Regions from separate parts of the Homo sapiens genome. Here region 1 is linked to region 2. Evidence: chromatin loops called from intact Hi-C (ENCODE). Cell type or tissue: K562. All regions are shown on one strand. Links, peaks and the distances in the headings refer to the core of each region. The heading gives the core; the rest is flanking DNA.

Region 1 (4,405 bases), core at 137-4,136, 620 kb after region 2:
CTGACCAGACTGTGTCATTCTTATTCAAAACTCTCAGCTGATTCCCACCACAGTACATGAAATAAGTCCAGCATCTGTATCTGACATTTACATTCTTCGACAGTTCAGCCTTATCCTCTGTTTTTTATTCCTTCTTACCTCACCTCTGTTCTCATTCATGTTGCGTGTGTGTGTGTGTGTGTGTGTGTGTGTGTTACAGACACACACACATCTTTTCACCACACAGGGTAGTTATTCTCTTTTCATGCCTTATACCATTGTTTCTCAAACTGACTATGGTGAAGGACATTTTTTTTAAGTTCTGATCTATCACAAATCAATACTTTATGAAATATAAGAATGGATTATTAGAAAAAATGATGATGTTTGGATGTAACAACAATGTCACGTTACTATATAAGTTTCTAAGGAACTACTCTCAGTTTTTATACTTATGTGATCAACAACCAATAACAAATGGTTTGCAGACAAGCATCATTCCACGGACCACAATTTGTATAACACTGCCATTAACTTTCCTATATCAATGCCTTTCATCAAGCCATTTCCTTTCCTGGACTGCCCTTTCTTCCCAACTTCATTCCTAGTATTTGCTTACCAGAGTTTTCATCTTTCAAGTCCCAGCTCAAATTTTACCTCCCTCTAGAAGTCTCATATACCCCAGTCAGAATTAATCTCTTTTCACAAATGCCCACCGTGCTTCATTTATAAGACAAACACAGTGCTTATCACAGCCTGATTTTTTTACTGAGATTTAATTCACATACTATACAATTCACCCATTTAAAGTGGTCAATTCTATCATATTTAGTATACACACAGTGGTGCAACCATAATTACAATCTAATTCTAGAATATTTCCATCACACCAAAGGAAATCCCCTGCTGATTAGCAATGACACCCCATTTCCCCCACTCCACACTTTATTATAGCCTGACTTTATTGTGGTTATTTGGATATGTATGTCTCCCTTTTAAAAAGTTGCATATTCTTAGAAGAGGGATATTGGCAAGGGGACGTTACTCATCTCTAAAGCAGGAACTATGAAGGAGTGTAGATAGGCTACAGTGTTGTTTTTATAATATTTATCACACATTTGCTAATCATTGAATTGTCTGTTTTATAGATAAGTTACAGACAAATCATTTGTTGAATGTTATAGACAAGTTTCAGAAACCTCTGCTTTAGAATCACCTTTCTTCAATAGCAGCATTTATTTCTCATGGCTTTATTCTCTGGGAATGTACAGATGTTAAGGAAAACTACATCGGCTGATGATCATTCACTCTCAAATGAGTTAGCCTTTTTCATTTTTTTTCATTTTCTGTGTTCAACAGGTTAGCAGGGTTTTTTTTTAATAAAGCAATATATATGAGATTCATCAAATATCCTGATGCACATTTTCTTCCTATGGAATTCTGTGGGAGAATTTTTATTCCTGTGACAAGTTTTCTAGAAAAACAAGTCTGAATTTTTCTATTTTGTGAGGTTTCTTGTGGAGATATATGATATATCCCCAACCACCGCAGGCATAATTCACTATTTCCTCCTGTATTCTCCCAAACACTTTTTATGGTCCTTACTCCAGTATTCAATCATGTTGTGTTAACAGTAGTCATGAAGGTATTTGTATTTCCTGCTAAATTATTAGCTTCTTGAAGACAGAAATTGCATCTCATTGGCCTGTTCATCCTCCACAGAGCCTAGCCAACTACCTGAGATGGAGTTGTGTTCAGTAAATGTTTGTTAAATGGATAAATAAGAAAATTAAAAGTTTTAGAGTGGAATGGCCATGGGGATATATGTTAGCTTGTTTGGTTTTAAATGTATTCTAAATTGAGAAATAATATATCTTTATTTTTAAAAAGTGGATCTTCAATAAAAAAAAAGAATCCTAAGTCATAACTTTTATATTATCTCCTCTAATAGAGGATGCGGGAATTAGAAATGAAAGTTAAACCTTTCACCACATGGGGGAGAAGTAATGCTTCAGAAAGTAATTCCTGAAAGAAATATGTCCCCTTATAAAATATATTCTGGCAACTCCCCCTATTGGTTAGGCATAGATTTGCAGCTGCCCTTGTTTAACCCCTTTCACCCCAAAGCTGGGGGTGCGGGATGTCGGGCTCTGTTTACCTAAAGTATTTTTACCTTTGACACATGTGTCAAGAAAACCTGAGGGAGAGTTTTTATTAAAAAGCAAATTATGATTTTCCTAGACTAGAAAATTCCCATGAAATTATTATTCTTAGTGAATATCAGCAGGGTGCCTGGACTACGCATAACATGCTTTATCATGTAGGACAGATGCCCTCTAGAAAATGCCCCACGGTATATTTCAGGGAAGTATAATCAGATAGAGTATGCATACAAACTTCAGACCAAAAGTGTATGATCTATTCAGGAGGATCCTGACCGTCCTTTGGAAGGGCGGGGTACCAAAGAGAGTGAGTAGACTGTAATATCTCCTTGGGACAAAATATAAGTTGGATAGGATTCAAGAATTCAAAATTCAGAGAGGAATTCTCACGCATGTGTTTAAAGTATTGCATACGAGGTAGCTCAAATAAATGTAGAGAAGATAGAGGGGTTTATGTTTAAAGATAAAAGGGGGAAAACTACTAAAGAAAAATAAGAAAAAGAGATAGAGTGATATAGAACCTAATAAAAGATCAAAGAAAAAAATACGTTTTCTTCCCATATCCAGTTTGAGTCTCTGGAGGAATTTGAAGATTGAACAATGTAGTCTCATTTGTAGCTTTTTCCATAGCAAGAACATTTTATTTATTGCCCTAGGTTATCCAGGAAATAGAAGCTGATTACGCCCCAGAAAGAAAGTAGTCACTACTCACATGAATTGACACATGAAGGCCTAGTGTCTAATATTTCAAAGGAAGTACTTATAAAGTTGAGGTTGCTTTTGGTTAGAATTCAGCTGTAGCTTTCTTCCTAGCAAAGTACATTGAGATTCCTCATGCTCGACACAGAGTAAGTTTAATATCTTATCACTTAAAGTACAGTGATCTTTATAATAATAAAATTCTGAAAACTAGGATTAATAATTTAAAGCATAAATGTTAGTCATTCTTGTGACTTATGTTTCAAATATGAGATAAAAAGTTCCCTTTTAATTTTCAGCAAAAACAGTTATGAGTGGTATTTTAAGCCCAAGAAGAAGAATTCTATGCCAAGTTTTGTTGCTAGATTATGATGGTATAAAGAATGTGATTCATATCCTCATCAGGGCATTTAAAAAACACTGCTCATAAACCGGAATAAGACAGAATCTCCCTGCATGTCTTTGGAAACCAATGCCTTCCTGAGAGAAGGCACAAAGGGAAAGTTAGACTTCTTAACACATGAAGAAACAATATTTCTGAAATAGTATTTTCATGTATACATACTCTGGCTAACAGCTACTGGTATACTTTGCTTCTTTCCTTACTTAGTTTCTGTGAACTATGAAACTCTGTGTGTGTTCATTAATCCAGATTCCTACATGAGCTTAAAGGAACAGGATAGGTAAGCCACATCTAGTTTCAACAAACATTTCAAAGTACCTCATTATGCTTGGTTACCATCCTTTCCTGACTCACTCTTAAGATAAACCAGACTGCACCTGGAAAGTAGCAGTTCCTTGCATTTTAAGAAGTATCTTACTGATACCCACTTAGCTTTCTCTGGATTAGTTATGTAGTCATTGTTGTGACTTTCTTCTTACATTAAAATACATACATATGCATATGCAATGCCTCCAATTCTTGTTTATTCAGAGGCAGGTGATCTAGATTGTCATCTCTTCAAGTCTCTTTGTTTCTTCTTTCTCATACTACCTTTATTTACATCATTTCCAAAGAGTGAGCAGAGCATTAAAAGGAGATGAAATTCAAATCAGTTAAGTCACGCTTTGGGTTCCAAGATGGCTGAATAGGAACAGCTCCAGTCTGCAGCTCCCAGTATGATCGACACAGAAGGTGGGTGATTTCTGCATTTCCAACTGAGGTACCTGGTTCTTCTCACTGGGACTGGTTGCACAGTGGGTGAAGCCCACTGAGGGTGAGGTGAAGCAGGGTGGGGTGTCACCTCATCCAGGAAGTGCAAGGGGTCAGGGATTTCCCTTTCCTAGCCAAGGGAAGCTGTGACAGATGGTACCTGGAAAATCTGGACACTCCCACCCTAATACTGTGCTTTTCCAATGGTCTTAGCAAATGGCACACCAGGAGATTATATCCCATGCCTGGCCCGGGGTGGGGGGTCCCACACCCAGAGCCTGCTCACTGCTAGTGCAGCAATCCAAGATTGAACTGCAGGCAGCAGCCGGGGTTGGGGGAGGGGCATCTGCCATTGCTGAGGCTTGAGTAGGTAAACAAAGCCACCAGGAAGCTCGAACTGGGTGGAGCTCAC
Region 2 (4,405 bases), core at 104-4,103:
TGACGATAGTTTCTTTTGTTGTGCAGAAGCTCTTTAGTTTAATTAGATCCAATTTGTAAATTCTGGCTTTTGTTGCTATTGCTTTTGGTGTTTTAGTCATGAAGTCTTTGCCCATGCCTATGTCTTGAATGGGATGAACGCTTTTACACTGTTATCGGGAGTGTAAATTAATTCAACCATTGTGGAAGACAGTGTGGTGATTCCTCAAGTATCTAGAACCAGAAATAACATTTGACCCAGCAATTCCATTACTGGGTATATACTCAAAGGATTATAAATCATTCTACTATAAAGACACATGCACATGTATGTTTATTGCAACACTATTTACAATAGCAAAGACTTGGAACCAAGCCAAATGTCCATCAATGATAGACTGGATAAAGAAAATGTGGCACATACACACCATGCAATACTATGCAGCCATAAAAAAGGATGAGTCCATGTCCTTTGCAGGGACATGGATGAAACTGGAAACCATCATTCTCAGCAAACTAACACAGGAGCAGAAAACCAAACACCACATGTTCTCCCTCATAAGTGGGAGTTGAACAGTGAGAACACATGAAAACAGGGAGGGAAACATCACACACTGGAGCCTGTCGGGGTGGGGGAAGAGGAGGGAGAGCATTAGGACAAATACCTAATGCATGAGGGGCTTAAAACCTAGATGATGGGTTGATGGGTGCAGCAAACCACCATGGCACATGTATACCTGTGTAACAAACCTGCACATTCTGCACATGTATCCCAGAACTTAAAGTAAAATTAAAAAAGGAAAACATGCTCAACATCACTAATCATCAGAGAAGAGCAAATGAAAACAACGAGGTACCATCTTATGCCAGTCAGAATGTCTATTAAAAAGTCAGCACAGCTGTTATCTTCATTTTATAGATAAAGAAACTGAGTCTGAAACAGGTTAAGTGCATTGCCTAAGATGACATAGGAAGGATTTAGAGAGGTAAAGATGTGAAACCAGAAAGTCTGGCTCTACAGTTCTGCATTATTGTTATACTATGTTGTCCCTGGCCCGGAGCCCCAACCCCTAAGGCAAGGATTCACCAAATTCTTTGATGAAAGCTATGGACCTTCTCTCCCTACAAGTGCAGAGAAATTTACGTTTTTATTTTTATATACTATTTCAAGGAATTCACTTCCTGACCTTCACCACTGCTACAAACCCTTGTGTATTTCCGGTAGGAATCTCAGATGAAAACTCCTAGCTTTAAAGTTTAAATTCCACCATTCTTAAACTCTGACTCGGCCTCAAACCCTATCAAACCCTATCATTTAACAACCCAGCTCTAGAAAAAGTAGGGCGTGGTTGCGGCACTCATACTGCCCTCTATCGCCGCCTACTGGAATGTCCCTGGTAATGACAACAACATCGCCACACCTGTGGCTTAGAGACCTCTTCGCACTTTCAGGGCGTTTTCACAATAAGGTGCCATCATAGCTCAGGGGTATGAAGCCCCAACTACAGAGGGTGGGGAGTGGAGTCCGGCCTTAAGTCTGTGCCGCCAGTCGTTCCAGCAGAGTCCTTTCCGTCATGCTCTGCTGCACGACGTGTACGGGCGACACCGCCATTTTAGTTTTTTATCAGACTGTCTGCGTCACCAGGAACTATGGCCGCAGCCTTTGGAATTCAGCAGAGGTCGCTGGAGTACATCTTTTTCCTCCCTGACTGTGGTCCTAGGGAAATAATCATGAGCCGCATAAGGACGTTTGGATCAATGATGTCAATGATGGACCACATATATGATGATAGTCCCATAAGATTACCATGGAACTGGAGCTGAAAAATTTCTATAATCTAATTATATCTTTTTTTGTTTGTTTTTAAGAAAGAGTTTTGTTCTTGTCCCCCAGATTGGAGTGCAATGGCACGATCTCGGCTCACTGCAACCTCTGCCTCCCAGGTTCAAGCAATTCTCCTGCCTTAGCCTCCTGTGTAGCTGGGATTACAGGCGCCCGCTACCACGTCTGGCTAATTTTTTTGTGTGTATCTTTAGTAGAGATGGTTTTTCACCATGTTGGCCAGGCTGGTCTCGAACTCTTGACCTCAGGTGATTCGCCTGCCTCGGCCTCCCAAAGTGCTGGGATTACAGGCATGAGCCACCGCGTCTGGCTGCCTAATGATATCTTGATGATCCTGATCCAGTGTAGGGCTAGGCTAATGTGCATATTTCTGTCTCGGTTTTTAACAAAAAAGTTAAAAAGTGAAAAAAAAAAAAAGGAAAGAAAAATGAAAGAAAGAAAAAGATAATTTAAGAAATAGAAAAAAAGCTTATAAAAATAAGGATATAAAGAAAAAATTGTGTACAGCTATACAATATGCTTCCCTTTTAAGCTAAGTGTTCATTACAAATGAATCAAAAAGTTTTTAAAAAAGTAAAAAAAGTTACAGTAAGCTAAGGTAAATTTATTATTGAAGAAATAACTTTTTAAAAAAAATTTAGCCTAGCTCAAGTTTATAGTGTTTATGAAGTCAACAGTAGTGTAATGTCCCAGGCTCTCACATTTCACCCACCACTCACTGACTCACCTAGAATTGTGTCTAGTCCTGTAAGCACCACTCATTAGTAAATGCCCTATAGAAGTGTATCTTTTTTTATCATTCATACCATATTTTTACTGTACCTTTTCTACGTTTAGATACACAAATACTTACCATTGTGTTACAATTGCCTAGAGTATTCAGTACAATGACATGCTTTACAGGTTTGTAGCCTGGGAGCAATAGGCTATACCATGTAGCCTAGGTTATGACATCTAAGTTTGTATCATAGTACATGCTGTGATGTTAGTACAGTGACAAAATTACCTAACAGTGCACTTCTCAGAATGTATCTCTGTCGTTAAGCAAAGAATCACTGGAGAAATCACAACTTTCTAACCTGACCTACTTCCTTCGAAGACTGGATACACTGCTTTAGCATGCACATCTTACAATTCACCATTCCTTGACCTTCTAATGTTGTCTTTTTCATGTTGCCTTTTTCTTTTCTTTTTTTTTTTTTTTTTTAGCTGTAATGTTTGCAAAACTCTGGGGTTCTGAATGTAGAAAAACACAACCCCAGTTTAAGACGTCCTCTTCCGATCCCTCAGTTTCTTGCTGTTCATACTTGCCATCTCCATCTCTGTAGTCTTCCTGATTAACACCTTCCAGCTTCAGATCTGGAAGTAGTAATCCGAGCACTGGACTGGAAATCAGATCAGACCTGTTTCACATTTAAAGCTTTGCCTTTGTATTAGTTCTGTGACAAGTCACTTGACCTCTCTGTGGTCTCAGTTTATGAAATTGGAAGGAGATTGGTTAATATGGGAGGATCTCCATGAGCCTTTTCTGTTTTGGTCTGCTAGGATTCTAAAAGTATTCTCTGTTCTTAATACTGTACTTACAATAGAGTCCACCCCAACTTTATTTATTCATACCCAAATAAATACACAACAAATATTTCTTAAATGAGTGTTGCTTTCCCAGTGCCTTTCAATATGCCTGGCATATAATACGTGTCCAATGATATTGAATAATAAATGAATTTGCCTCGTGCCTGTAATCCCAGCACTTTTGGAGGCCAAGGCGGGCGGATCACAAGGTCAGGAGATCGAGACCATCCTGTGAATGGAGAAACCCGGTCTCTACTAAAAATACAAAAAATTAGCCGGGCGCTGTGGCAGGCGCCTGTAGTCCCAGCTACTCAGGAGGCTGAGGCAGGAGAATGGTGTGAACCCAGGAGGTGGAGCTTGCAGTGAGCCGAGATTGCGCCACTGCACTCCAGCCTGGGCGACAGAGCGAGACTCCATCTCAAAAAAAAAAAAAAAAAAAGTTTAAGACCAGCCTGGTCAACATGGTGAAACCCTGTCTTTACTAAATATACAAAAAATCAGCCGGGCGTGGTGGCGGGTGCCTGTACTTGGGAGGCTGAGGCAGGAGAATCACTTGAACCCAGGAGGCAGATGTTGCAGTGAGCCGAGATTGTACCATTTCGCTCCAGCCTGGGCAACAAGAGTGAAACTTCGTCTCAAAAAAAGAAAAAAAAAAACAAAAAAAAACGATTTTGCAAAACCTCATCAATTTCCCCAACATCTCTTGCTTCATTTTCTTCCTTCTTCAGTATTTAGTCAGGCACTATTCATCTCTACCTGGATTATTGGGAAGCCCCTTAATTAGTTTCCCATGCCTAGTCTTTCTTTCACTAAGATAATTTTCCTTAAAACACAATTCTGTAATACTATTTTTTGTTCCAAAATTCTACAGAACTCTCTATTGCTTATGGGATCAAGTCTTAACTGACCCACCAGGCAATCAAGACTCCTCTTCAACCTGACCCCTAATTAGCCTAATTCTCCAGGTAAACACAATTACTTCCTATTCCTCAACCCATGTCTTACTTGCTTC

Evidence for each region. Peaks named below come from ENCODE experiments on the same cell type or tissue, not always from the same donor. Only the 100,000 strongest peaks of a DNase experiment are listed, where the experiment ranks them.
Region 1: it touches region 2 in a loop (14-fold over the local background); 2 of 110 quality-filtered maps call a loop at or near these places.

The regions. Positions count from the first base shown.
Region 1 is chrX:66,107,950-66,112,354 of GRCh38, reverse strand. No RefSeq gene overlaps it. Among named protein-coding and RNA genes, the nearest start is that of HEPH, 54 kb to the left of the region's middle. In K562, for the core only: a CTCF peak has its summit at 2,023; a DNase peak (open chromatin) is centred at 2,064.
Region 2 is chrX:66,726,142-66,730,546 of GRCh38, reverse strand. No RefSeq gene overlaps it. Among named protein-coding and RNA genes, the nearest start is that of EDA2R, 89 kb to the right of the region's middle. In K562, for the core only: CTCF peaks have their summits at 1,344 and 1,658; DNase peaks (open chromatin) are centred at 1,356 and 1,626; H3K4me3 peaks cover 355 bases.